Linked DNA regions of Homo sapiens: all the other regions are linked to region 2. A link is a contact called in ENCODE Hi-C or POLR2A ChIA-PET data. All regions are on one chromosome and are shown on one strand. The core of a region is the stretch at or near the end of the contact, and the rest is flanking DNA. Distances in the headings are between cores, read along the strand shown. Region 1 holds the start of FGF9 (fibroblast growth factor 9). Region 2 holds the start of EEF1AKMT1 (EEF1A lysine methyltransferase 1). Region 3 has its middle 25 kb from the start of LINC01072.

Region 1 (4,424 bases), core at 315-2,814, 900 kb after region 2:
AGGTCGCTGGCACCTCCAGCGCCCCCGAAATCTGCAAATTCATCGCTCCCTTTCGTCTTCAGGCGAAGCCCTCCCGTCCGGAGTAGGGCCAGCCCCAGTTATGCATCTCCAGCCTTTAGCTGACTACTAAGGCGGATCCGACTTCTCCCCCATAACCAGGTTTTGATTCGCTTCCCCACCGCAGGGGTTCAGTCTCTGCTTTCGACTTTGCTTCTCAGTTGCACGCCCCGCAGTGTGGAGCTGCGCTCAAGTCTCGGCAACTTTCACCATCTTGACCCGAGAGTCGGGCCGTTTCTAAGACAATGTGAACAAAGAGGAGCAGGGGGAGGGAAGGGGGGCCCCGCGGGAGGGCTGTGGGCGAGTGTGTGTGTGTGTGTGTGTGTGTGTGTGTGTGTGTGTGTGTTGGGGGGCGCCGCGCTCCGCGCCCGCCGCCACTGGGGATCCGGGCGCAGGCAGGCTGTCCCGGGCGCAGAGCGCGCCGCCTCCAGTCTCTCTGGCGGGCCCGGCCCGGCAGGGCCCCTGGCGGCCCCCGGAGGCGGGTTTCTTTGTCCCTGACTCCCGCTGGGCGCGAAGGCCGCCGGCGGCTAACAGAAACCCGAGCCCGCGCAACGGAGCTCAGGCTTCCACGTGCGGCCCCGCAGGGCAGAGCAGGAAGGAGCGGCTGCAGCCCCGGGGCGCCCCGCAAGCATCCAGTGCCCGGCCCTCCCAGCTCCGCGGCGGGCTTCGGACGGTGGAGTGAGACACCAGAACTCGCCTTTCGCTTCCCCGAGCCGATGCACGGCTTGGGATGGCGCCGCTCGTCCTAAGCAGCGTGGTTTGAGGGCGAGAAGACGCCTACTGGAGCGCTCCCCTCCACCCAGACTCCCGAAGACGCGCGCCCGAGTCGAAGTCGGGGACAGAGAAGGTTCTCTGGCGCCCCCCTGCCGACTGCTTTGCGGCCGCCGGGACCCGAGCAGCGGGGCGGGACCTAAACATAGCCCCAACCCAAAGATGCCCAGCAGAACGCTCCAAACAAAACAGAAACGGTGGCCGCATCTGCGTGTGTGTGTGTGTGTGTGTGTGTGACGGGGGAGAGGAGTTGATCTTACCTGAAACATAGTTTGCGCTTCTGTGTGTGTGGCCGAAGAATGGAAGAGAAACTGCCATGGCCATCCGAGTCCATTAAATCAACTCCCCTTCCCTCCGACTCTCTCAACTCAGTCATATTCTATAATACAACGCAAGGTTACAGAGCCCCAGTGAAAACTAGTTTCCCAGTTTCACTCTGACCCTCCATCAATGTAGCCAGCCAGCTAGATTGTAGGTTACCGGCTTCTATTCTGCAGGAGAACTTTGAGTCTCGGGAGACTCAGGGTTTCTTCCTCCCGCCTCTCGCAGTGCATCTTTCATTTGCTTTTCTTTGTAAAGCCAGGGCTCCTCGACTGCCTCCCAGGAAGTCCTGCGCTCTGGCGCGCCGCACCTCGCCTGCCGCAGAGCGGCGCGGGCAGTAAGCCGGGCGCTAGGACCGCGGGGAGCCCGGGCTGCGGCGGCGCTACCTTAAACCCAGCCCAATGCCGCTGCCTGCGCCACTCTGCGCGCCGGCGGGGGCTGCGCAGGAGGAGCGCTCCGCCCGGCTACAACGCTCCGCGAGCCGGCGCGGCAACACCTGTTCGCGGCAGCCTGGGCGGCACGCGAGCTCCCGGACGCGGCTCTCCTCGCTCGCCGCTCGCCACCCGTTCTAAGCCAATGGACATCTGCCGAGCCTCTGGAGAATCCTGGATACTAGCTTTGGACGCCTAAAGTTTCTTCTTCTTTTTGTTTTATTATTATTATCATTTTTTGGAGGGGGGACCGGGAGGGGAGATTTGTCGCCGCCACCAACGTGAGATTTTTTTTTCCCCTTGAAGGATTCATGCTGATGTCTGCAGAGTCGGTTAGAGAGTAAAAACAGCGCATGCCTTCCTGGAGTCAGGATCCGTAAATTCTGACGTAGCCCGTGCATCTTAAAAATCCCTATAATAACGCCTAGGCATTTAAGTTGCTATGGTCATTCTGATCTCAAACCAAATGGAGAAACTACGGATTTTTTTTCCTTATTACGGTCGGATGGGATGAAGACCTTCCTGCCTGCTAAGAGCTGGGGATCTATCTATAGAGATACATAGATATGTTTATCAATATGTCAGTGTGTGAGTATAAAGTGGTGGTTTCTTAGACTATCAGTGGTTTGACCTTGAACCTGTGCCAGTGAAACAGCAGATTACTTTTATTTATGCATTTAATGGATTGAAGAAAAGAACCTTTTTTTTCTCTCTCTCTCTGCAACTGCAGTAAGGGAGGGGAGTTGGATATACCTCGCCTAATATCTCCTGGGTTGACACCATCATTATTGTTTATTCTTGTGCTCCAAAAGCCGAGTCCTCTGATGGCTCCCTTAGGTGAAGTTGGGAACTATTTCGGTGTGCAGGATGCGGTACCGTTTGGGAATGTGCCCGTGTTGCCGGTGGACAGCCCGGTTTTGTTAAGTGACCACCTGGGTCAGTCCGAAGCAGGGGGGCTCCCCAGGGGACCCGCAGTCACGGACTTGGATCATTTAAAGGGGATTCTCAGGCGGAGGCAGCTATACTGCAGGACTGGATTTCACTTAGAAATCTTCCCCAATGGTACTATCCAGGGAACCAGGAAAGACCACAGCCGATTTGGTAGGTATACCATTAACCCTTTAGTGTCCATGAGATGACATGTTGAAATTATAACTACCAAGAAGGTGGTGGCCGGGTGGGGGACGTGGGAAGGGTTCTCCCCTCCTCCCCTCTTTCTCTGTATCTCTGTCTCTCTCTCTCTCTGTCTTGCCAGCTCCGAAAAAAAAATGCCTCCGGAATTGCAGATCTGCTGCTGGCACTGATGCAAGTATACACTGAAAGGCCCCCTACTTTTAATTTAAAGGGGGGCATAATTTATAAATATAATACAAGTTTCCAGTTCTTTTGCATCAGATACACGGGTTTAGGAAGTTTCTTTTGAATGGACTGATTGCACGAGTTTAAAGCTTTAATCATTAACTACTAAGAACTTAATGCAGTTTCTTGAAGGCAGTGGGTATCTTGTGCCCAAATTAAGGTTTTTTTCCTTTCCCCCTTTCCTCTAGTAAGTATACTACTTGAATTGTATATTAAGTGCATTGTTTATTCTCCCCTGTGAGGGTCTGAAAGCCCCATAGGCGAAGGTTGCTGACGGATTGTCCTGTTGGGAGGACTAAAGTCATATTTTAGGCTCCGTGAAAAGCAGGGGCAGAGGCTTGGGGGAAAATGACTTGGGAAGAGGCAGGGCGCTCAGGGGTTTTTGTCCTTCCAGCTATCAAGTGATAACCTCTGCTTTTAAATTTCCATAGTGTGCAGCCCTGTGTAGGTCTCCTGCGTGGCTCTCTGGTGTGAGTGTGTGCGCGCGTGCAAACGCTGCGAGCGAATTTTAAAGGGCATTCCGAGGATTTCATTTTTCAGCGGAGGGTATTTGTGACTCAGCACTGAGGGCTGCAGACTCGAGGGCTGGTGGCTCTGCCCACTTTATGCTTGCACACACGTGCTTGCCGGGGCACCCTGAGCCCAACGGCACGAAGTCAACTAACACAGTCCCAATTGGGTGGACTCTTGAGTTTTTTCCTTACTTAAAAAAAAAAAAATAAGCGCCAGTTTGGGCAACTAGACTGTTGGAAGGAGTTAACTTCTGAGTGAACCCACCTGACAACACTTAAACTAGGTCGTAAAAAACAAAGTCCTCTGGTGATTTTTCTTCCTCATGCTTTAGTGCCAGATGTTGAACACAATCTAAACTGTATGTTTAGCTTCGTGCGGCTGCGGATGATGCCAGAAGGTGAGGAGGACTTAGGCCTGGGCTGGGGATGGTCCCAGATCCACGAGGCCCAGGATTTGCTCCTCATGCTCACCCCTGAGCCTAAGCCCACAGCTGAGCCTAGTAGTGTGAAATTGCTCCGGCCGTCTCCACTCGCTGCTTAAAAAAAAGTTATAGCTCTTTGCTTTGCAATTATTCAGTTGAAATATAACTATCCCCTCCCCACCCCAGAAGTAAAGGTAGATTCTGGTTGTTGCAAAGAGAAGACTAAACTTTACTAAAAGTGCCGTTTCCATCTGGCCTCTTTAAGGGCTGCCACCCTGCCTAGCGTTCGATACCAGAACAACAGGCAGTGGGCGGCCCTGGGTGGGCGAGCGAGCGTGTCCGGGGCCGCGGCGGCCACCCGCAGGGTGTCGGGGCCGCGCCGACCGAAGCGAGCGGCGTGGGCGGCCGGCCTAGGTGTGCCAGGCGGCCGGAGCTCCAGCCCTCCCGCGCTCGCGGTCGGCAGGTGCCCGCTCGGCCGCCCGGGCCCCGCGGCGCACTTAGCGGCTGCCCGGCCGGCTCCGCGCGGTCCTAAACGCGCTCGCGTTCCGGCT
Region 2 (4,333 bases), core at 252-2,751:
TGCTGAACTTAAAATTCACAGGACAGCCCTCCACATTAAAGAAGTATCCCGCCCTACAAGCTGCAGTTGAGAAATTCTAGGTTAGGCAGACACATGGCGAACACCAACGGTAAGGTGGAGGCCCTCTATAGAGAAGCACCATTCACGCCATGGGATCAGAGTGGAGGGCCTGAGTGGGGAGAGGAGTGAAAGAGCAGGTGGAGCTTCAACTCGGCCTCAGGAAAAGGTAAGGATGAAGAGTGAAGACTTCAGAAAGATGGAACAGCATGAGCAAAGGGGCGGACACGTTAGCTTGCAGCATAAGCAGGGATTAGCTGGCTTCTCAGGGGCTGTGGTTAGTCTCTTTTTGGATAAAATTACTCAATTTCCATGTTATCAAATTTACTTAGGGCAAAACCACCATACTGTAATTTCAACATTCATTCTTGTGTGAAATTAGGTTAAGATAGTGTGATTCAGAGCAAAGAGCATTAACCTAGGAGCCATCCCAGACTCCAGTAAACCGCAGGAGAGCAAGGCTCCCTCTATGAATGGGTAAGGCCTAGATATTCTCCAAATACTTTTTATAAATTGCTGGATGATTCTCCCCTTAATCCAATTTACGTCCAGAAAAGGGCCAAAGGTTTTCATTCTGTTTTCATCTTTGAGTCCCCCTGCCTCAAACAGTTCCTTCCTTCTTGCTTTCCAGAATTCTATTTATCCTGTTTTTAAATTAACTTTAAAAAGGAGGTAATGCTTACAATGAAATGCAGGTCGTACGTGTGCAGTGCGACGTTGTGATGTACGCCCCATGTAACCACAACCCCTATAAGGAAGGCCTTCCTGTCTGACATGTGGCTCCCTCCCGGTAGGGACCCGCTATCGTCCCAGCACTTCTTCTGCACCTCCGAAGCTACTGCCCGTTTCGCAGTAAAGCCGCCCGCGTCCTAGTCTACTCCACCTCGCAGCACCCGCATCCTGCAAGGGACCTGCCTCAGAAGCCCCAGCGACAGGCGCCGCGGGTGCCCGCCCTCCAGGAGCGGACAGTCAGGCCTGGGCATTTCGCAAACTCCATCAGCGAACTTCTGAGGGCAAAGATGAAAAGGACAGCAGGCCGAGTCCTGTTTCTACTCGGAGGGAAGGGAGGCCTCCACGCGCTGCCGTAGCCTGGGGGTTAATTTCCCCGTCAGCACCAAGGCTGCCTAAGGCCCGGGCGCCAACGTGCGCGGCACAGGACGCGGCGCCTTCCGGCGACCGGGACGCGAGGCCCAACAGCGCCTAACACAGCAACCAGGATCCACTCTCAGGCCGGCGCCAGCTCCTTCCCTCAGGAATCCGCCAGCCACTGCTAATTAAACTCTTCCACCACTACCACCCTGGAAAAAAGGTGAGAAACAAACACACAAAAGGCACCTAACCCAGTCCAAAACGCCTCGGCGGCGCGCAGCCAACCCTACAGCTGCGCCCGAACCCGCCACTCACCAGCCGCGCGTGCGCAGTCGCCCAGACTCGCCGTGTGCAGTGGGAGTGGCTAGCCAGTCTCGCTAGCGCAGGCGCAGGCCCTCCCGCCCAGGCCCTTGCGCAAGGCAGGCCATCTCCCCGCAGCGTCTCAATCCCGCGTTTACAACACTGAGGGCCGTCTCCAGCCTGGAGTCGTTCCTTCGCTTGTCTCATCAGCCGCCCCCAAGAATGGTAGCAAAAAAACAACAACAACAAAAAAAATGAAGGCCCTGGCAGGGCGCGGTGGCTCACGCCTGTAATCCCAACACTTTGGGAGGCCGAGGCGGGCGGATCACCTGAGGTCAGGAGTTCGAGACCAGCCTTACCAACATGGTGAAACCTCGTCTCTACTAAAAAATACAAAAATTAGCTGGCCGTGGTCGCGTGCGCCTGTAATCCCAGCTACCCAGGAGGCTGAGGCAGGAGACTCGCTGGAACCCGGGAGGCAGAGGCTACAATGAGCCGAGATCGCACCACAGCTACTCCAGCCTGGGCGACAGAGCAAGGCAACATCTAAAAAAAAAAAAATTAAGATCCTAATTAAAGTTAAACCCACTATTTTGCACTGAGTCACGTAGATTTTCAAAGTCAAGGCTTCATTGGTCGATTGTCTGCTCAGTCTTTTTAAATCAAATCGTTGACTTTAAATGTTGACATCAAATTGAGGCTTTGGTAAAATTGACAGGATTGGCGGTAGCGGGGGGGAACCTTTAAAACTTGTTAGTCTTTCAGAGTCTTCAGTTTTGAATGAGTTGGTCAATATATGTATTTAGACATCAAGCGCCGTAAGTATGTATGATTTTTGTCAACAACACCTTAATTATCTTGCACATACAGGCACTGATTATTGAAAGGTTCCCTTACGTTTTAGCAGCTACCAAATTATAAGTGATACAAAGTATTTGTTTCCAATTCCCCAAGAAATCAATCTGTATTATGCTTCTACCCTCTCTTTCCTCCATTTTCTTTACCAATTTCATGATCTTGCTAAATTTTATATATTCTGCTGAGCAATGTGAAAATCCTTTCTGGTATAAGGTAAGGATATAAACTGTTCAGCTGGCAAATGATGCTATTCAGTAAGTAGTTAATGAAACAGGTTTATAACATTGGGTGTACTATAATTTCTATTTTAAGAACTGTTTCCAGTTTATAATAACCCATGCTACATTTTGACTTTGTTTTGAATTGATGACAAGTCTATTAACCAAATATTTCAAGATCAGGTGTATTCTGGAAAAGGAACAGGAAGAAAATATATTTAAAAAACTAAAAGAAATTTAACACAAACTGAGAAACAATAACCAACTTTTATGAGTGCATTTTTTATGGAGGTGGTGTTCAGTAAATAAGACTGCCCTAGCTTATAACTACTTTAACAGAAGTTTACATTCAGTCAAATTGAGTCTGAAACAGTAGATCATTTTCTTTCAAAGCTGACATTGCTTTAATAGCATGTAAGACATGTTATCTTCATGTATTTTACTATATACTATTTTTACTATGAAAGTGACCACAGATGTCAGAGTTTTTTGTACCTTCACTAGACCTGATTGCTCAGACAGCATGAGAGTAATACAGTAAGATTCATATTTTCCTGGTGAAACCTATGCACTGTAATTTAATGGTTTTTGCAAATCATAAACATGTAAAATATCAAAGGAGTACTTATTCTCATTAAAGGGGAAATTACTTGTCCAGTTAAATTGGATATGAAGGATGTCTTCAATTCAGGAATTATTCCTTTTGTGTATTCACCAGTGATTTTTGTTCGTCTTGCTTCTCTTCAGAAATGGTGTAAAAAAGAAAGTAAACCAGACTTGGGACCAGGTGCAGGGCTCACGCCAGTACTTTGGGAGGCCAAGGTGGGCAGATCACCTGAGGTCAGGAGTTTGAGACCAGCCTGGTCAACATGGCGGAACTCCATCTCTACTAAAAATACAAAAATTAGCCCGGTGTGGTGGCACACGCCTGTATTCCCAGCTACCTGGGAGGCTGAGGCAGGAGAATCGCTTACACCCGGGAGGTGGAGGTTGCAGTGAGTCAAGATCACGCCATTGCACTCCAGCCTGGGTGACAGAGGGAGCCTCTGTCTCAAAAAAACAAAACAAAACAAACCACACTAGACTCAGTTTTTCTTAAAACAACAACAAATTACCTGTAAGTACAAAAACAGATTCAGGTGTTTGTTTTTCTTCCATTGAGTGCTTTATCACAGAGTTATTCGAATTATCCTAAGCATGTTGCAAAGGACATTCCTTAGATTTCTAGTCCTGTAAGGTACTTTGAGAAAAGACTGTATAAAGTAAAATGAGGAAAATCTGATTAAACTCTTCTTCTGAGTTTCACCATAGGCATTAATGTATTAAAGCCTTCAACTTAATGCACTAAAGAAACCTGTTTTATTTATCAAAACTATTTAACAACAATTATTTTAAAAAATTACTAATTAAACTCACTTTGGGAATCACCGTTAGGATTTTTTTTTTTTTTTTTTTTTGAGACGGAGTCTCGCTCTGTCGCCCAGGCTGGAGTGCAGTGGCGCGATCTCGGCTCACTGCAAGCTCCGCCTCCCGGGTTCACGCCATTTTCCTGCCTCAGCCTCCCGAGTAGCTGGGACCACAGCTGCCCGCCACCACGCCCAGCTTTTTGTTTTTTTTTTTTGTATTTTTAGTAGAGACAGGGTTTCACCGTGTTAGCTAGGGTGGTCTCGATCTCCTGACCTCGTGATCCGCCCGCCTCAGCCTCCCAAAGTGCTGGGATTACAGGCGTCAGCCACCGCGCGCCCGGCCAGGATTTTTTCATTGTTGTAGAAATAATAGGTGCCTATTCAGCAGAAAATAAAATCCTTGTT
Region 3 (4,503 bases), core at 881-3,380, 650 kb before region 2:
AGTAAATGACTCAACTAGTTGGGCTGGCACCCAATTAACAAGATGATTCAGCGAGGACAGTGTTGGATGTTCCACTGAGGCTGGATGAAAAATGCCCATTGCAGGGGTCCCAGAATGCAGAGGCTTTTCTGGGCAGCTGTTCATGTGAGGAAATCAAATGAGATAGTGTAAGTGAGAGCAGTTTGTAAACTGTGCATTTACAAATGTTAGATATTTTATCAGTAAAAGTCCTGGGATTTCGTTGTCTACAAGCCCATAGTGAGCCCACATGGAGACAGAGGCAGCTGAGAAGGAGTGGTCCGGTGAGCAGACACAGAAGGAAAGAGAGCAACAGAAAAGCAGCCGTGGGCAAAGCCCCCAGGAAAAATGCTGTGGGCAAGAGCAACTGATGGATGCTAAAACCCAGGGGGAAATTGTGAGGAGACAGGCTTTGCATAATCTCAGAGTATTTCCCCAAGTTGTTAGCTTTATAGTAGAGAAACTGGGAAGATGCCCCGTAACCAAACAGCCAAGGTGTGCTTAACAAAGTCACTATGGTATCATGCACCCCTTGGTGTGATGCACTGAGAAGGGCACACTTCATTTCTGTGGTCATCTTGCCAAAAATGTCAGACGACCAACCACCTAAAAAGGAAGCAGTTAAGTAACTTTGGGAATTATCTAGGTTGCAGGTATATTCGTGCCTGTCTTTGCCTTGTAAATAATGGACATTATTGGCTGTCATTTTTGTTTGTTTGTTTGTTTGTTTGAGATGGAGTCTCCCTCTGCTACCCAGGCTGGAGTGCAGTGGCACGAGCTCAGCTCACTGCAACCTCTGCCTCCCAGGTTCAAGTGATTCTCCTGCCTCAGCCTCCCATGTAGCTGGGATTACAGGCACCTGCCACTACTCCCAGCTAATTTTTTTTTTTTTTTTTTGTATTTTTAGTAGAGATGGGGTTTCACCATGTTAGCCAGGCTGGTCTCAAACTCCTGACCTCACATGATCCATCCGCCTCGTCCTCCCAAAGTGCTGGGGTTACAGGCGTGAGCCACTGTGCCTGGCCCCAGGAATCTATTTTTAACAAGGCCTCCAAGTGACTCTTGGGTAAGCTAAAATTAGAGAAGCAGTAGGCTACTATGAAACGGAGCCTCTAGTTTTAGGAAGTGCTCAGCTCACACAAACGTGGGTAGCATCGTTGCTCAGCGTCATCTCTTTGGACTGCAATCCCCTCCCAGTGATCCTGGATTTCTGGATGCGGCTGTTTTCAAAGCGCAGGGTATTTTCAGCAGGATCTCACCATAGTGGGCCCCACCATGCCCAGGCTGAGAGCTCTGCCTGCTCTGTTAGTGAGGAGGTAGGGGTGCCGACCCGCCTTTCTGACCCTACCCCCTCCCTTCTCTCCTCTCACCCCCCTCCTCTACCTCTCACCACACCCAAACCTCCTTTCTTGATGGCAAGCATCGCTTCTGTACCCCTGCGGCTCCCTTGGCTCTAGTGTTAGTCACAGCTTAGTGGAGGAGCTGTGGGCTTGCATCTGAGGACCTGGGCTTCAGCTGGGGGTCTGCCATTTACCAACCGTGCTTATTAACCCACAGTCCTTCCCGGAGCCACTGCTTATGTTTTCTGCATCCTGGTGTGACCTCAAGCAAGTCTTTAGGCCACGTTTTTTCCTTCAGACCAAAGCTTTTTTTATTTTTTATTTATTTTCTTTCTTTCTTTTTTTTTTTTTTTTTTTAGACAGGGTCTCCTTCTGTTGCCCAGGCTGGAGTGCAGTGGCGCCATCATAGCTCACTGCAGCCTCCACACCCCCCACCCTCCTCACCCTCACTAGTAGTTGGGACTACCTACAGGCGTTGCATCACCATGCCCGGCTAATTTTTTTTTAAACTTGTTTTGGAGGCGGGGTCTCACTGTGTTTCTCAGGCTGATCTTGAACTTTTGCACTCAAGTGATCCTAACACTTCGGCCTCCCAAAGTGCTGGGATTATAGGCGTGAGCCATGTGCAGGACCTGGACCAAGTCTTGATTCTCTCTGGTTCCTCCCAACTGAAACATCAGGATGCCGCCCCGGGTGTCCATGGGGCTGGGGAAGTTGCTGAGCAACCTTGCCCTGCGAGAGCGAAGGCGGGCGTGTCCCTCGGGGGCGTACCCCGAGTGGGCAGCAGGGCCAGCCCGCGCGTCCCTCAGGGTCAATGCTGGGGCCCTGAGGGTGAGGTCAGCTGTGAGGTGAGGTCTGGTGGCCGAGGGGAGGTGCCCAGCGTGCGCGTCCGCATCCGGCGGGCGACAGAGCAGCCCCGGAACAGGAGCTTCCCGGCACCGGCCGTGGCGTGGCGCCCTCCGCTGGGCCGTTCTCCCCCGCAGCCGCTAAGTCAGCATCGCCTACTTTCCCACTCTCGAGTTTGCCCCTCTTTGCTGCCCGGCAGCTGGGTGTCCCATGTCCCCTGCCCGCCAGTGTGCGACCGCGGCCTCCCGCGGGGCGGTGACGGCCCCTCTCCTTCAGCCTGACCGCCGCCAGCTCCCTCGGCGTGTCCGGGGTGGCCAGGCCTTGTTTAGAGTAGCTCCAGCGTTTGAATCGCGCAGGCACAAGAAGGCCGTCTCCTCACCGCGGGCCAGCGGGGCCGGCCAGGGCCCGGGCGGAGGGGGAGCCCGGGTTCCGCGGTCGGGTTGTGGGGCCGGCGCTGACCTCACCGCATGGGCCCCTGCGGCCGCCGTGGCTTCTCACGCGGCCTGACTTTGGACTCGAGTGCAGGCTCTTAGCTGAATCTCTGTGTAGACAGGGTGGGTGGGACTCCGCCCTGGGGTGGCGCTGGGGGCTCGGGTCTCCCGCCGCAGGCCTGTCAGCGGGGCGCTTCCCGTCGATTCCAGGAGCGCCCGCGTCTCTGCTCAGCGCCACGAGTCCAAGCGTGGGGGAGGACGAGACTTTCAAGGCGGGGGGTGACAGTGCCATCCAGCCCAGAATACCCACCCCCAGTGGCGGGCTGCCGTGCCCAGGCCCTGATCCCTGCCCCTGCAAACATCACTTTCTATCGCCCACGGGGCTCTGCAGATGTGGCCAGGCTAAGGGTCCAGAGTTAGGGAGATTGTCCTGGATGATCCGGGCGGACCCTAAATGTCATCAAAGTGTCCTCGTAGGAGAGGGAGAGGAGGCGACCGTGGGGGCAGAGGCTGGAGGACCGCGGCGCCCGGGACCTGCCCGCACCTGACTGCAGCCAGGTGGCGCCGATTCCGGACGCCCAGAACTCTGTGGGAATGCAGCTGTACTGTGCGGCGTGTAAACCACCGCATCTGTGGGATTTTGTTAAAGCAGCCACGGGACCACTCCACCCCCTCCAGCTGTGGTCCTTTACCCGGCGGCGGCCACCTGGCAGCAGCCCGGTTCCCCATCCTGCGGGGTTCCTCCCGCCCGCAGACCGGCTCGGCCATAAAAACCTTGCTGAGAATCAAAGAGAGAGAAATATATGGAACGGAAGAGTCGACGATTTTGTGTAAAGTTTAGGGTTTGTATTCATCGATATATATTTACATATATGCACACGCAAATATGTATGTTTCCTTTGAACTCAACTTTATTGGCACAAAATTTACATATAACAATATAGATTTATTTTAATGATGCAGTTTAGTGAATTTTGAAAAACCTCCATACCTGTGCAGCCGCCACCATCGCGGTGGTGAGGACGGAGGCGGCTCTGGAGCTTACCCCTGGAGTGCGTGTGGTTAGAGAAGCCTTGAGACTCGGGCTCCCATCGGTGATGCTAAGTTTTCATTTTTCTTAAGAAAAATGTTCTTCCGGCCGGGCGCGGTGGCTCATACCTGTAATCCCAGCACTTTGGGAGGCCGAGGCTGGCGGGTCACGAGGTCAGGAGTTCGAGACCAGTCTGACCAACATGGTGAAACCCCGTCTCTACTAAAAATACAAAAATTAGCCGGGTGTGGTGGCGGGCGCCTGTAATCCCAGCTACTCTGGAGGCTGAGGCAGGAGAATCGCTTGAACCCGGGAGGCAGAGGTTGCAGTGAGCCGAGATTGCGCCATTGCACTCCAGTCTGGGGGACAAGAGCGAGACTCCGTCTCAAAAAACAAACAAACAAACAAAAAACAAACAAAAGTTCTTCATTTCCAGACCACGCTGCCATTCTGTGGTTTCGTATCTTCCTCATGTTTTGTCTGGCTTGAGCCCCAAATATTTTAAGAGCAAATCTGAGAGTACAATGAGAAGGAACAGAGTGTGTACACAAATACACCCACACACATTCACACACACACACATATATGTACACACACACACATACACTCGACTCCCCCCCACACTCATACATTTAAACACCTATACTCACATACTAACACTCATACCCCCCATATACACTCATACACTTACACACGGATACACTAACATCCTCACAGACACCCACTCACATACACAGGCTCACACACATTCACAGATACACTCACACACACATACACTCAGATACAGACACAATCAACATACACAGACACACATTCACATGTACAGACATAGAGATAC

The links. A loop is a pair of places that touch in the nucleus more often than their neighbours do. ChIA-PET counts read pairs that join two places held with the same protein, here RNA polymerase II (POLR2A). Pooled maps may share reads with other maps.
Region 1: a map of naive thymus-derived CD4-positive, alpha-beta T cell shows a loop between it and region 2 (9-fold over the local background). The contact joins the promoter of FGF9 here to the promoter of EEF1AKMT1 in region 2. A Hi-C loop is called at or near these places in 1 of 168 maps with a recorded cell type or tissue (naive thymus-derived CD4-positive, alpha-beta T cell) and 8 of 50 pooled maps. POLR2A ChIA-PET finds 5 or more read pairs at or near these places in 1 of 52 experiments (CD4-positive, alpha-beta T cell).
Region 3: a pooled map shows a loop between it and region 2 (4-fold over the local background). The contact joins the enhancer-like site here to the promoter of EEF1AKMT1 in region 2. A Hi-C loop is called at or near these places in 1 of 37 single-sample maps with no recorded cell type and 7 of 50 pooled maps. POLR2A ChIA-PET finds 5 or more read pairs at or near these places in 1 of 52 experiments (Caco-2).

The regions. Positions count from the first base shown.
Region 1 is chr13:21,669,509-21,673,932 of GRCh38, forward strand. FGF9 (fibroblast growth factor 9) reads left to right here and starts at 1,565. Exons shown (of 3, transcript NM_002010.3): 1 at 1,565-2,681. The coding sequence starts at 2,405. RefSeq lists silencers at 383-642, 1,423-1,472, 1,493-1,552, 4,159-4,378, 4,399-4,424.
Region 2 is chr13:20,772,460-20,776,792 of GRCh38, forward strand. It overlaps EEF1AKMT1 (EEF1A lysine methyltransferase 1), which reads right to left and starts at 1,502. Exons shown (of 5, transcript NM_001318939.2): 1 at 1,462-1,502. RefSeq lists an enhancer at 857-1,076.
Region 3 is chr13:20,125,586-20,130,088 of GRCh38, forward strand. No RefSeq gene overlaps it. Among named protein-coding and RNA genes, the nearest start is that of LINC01072, 25 kb to the left of the region's middle. RefSeq lists an enhancer at 2,040-2,089 and a silencer at 2,540-2,759. Within about 2 kb of position 2,131, at least 27 of the 41 ENCODE cell types and tissues checked have a DNase peak (open chromatin) inside an H3K27ac peak, as active enhancers do.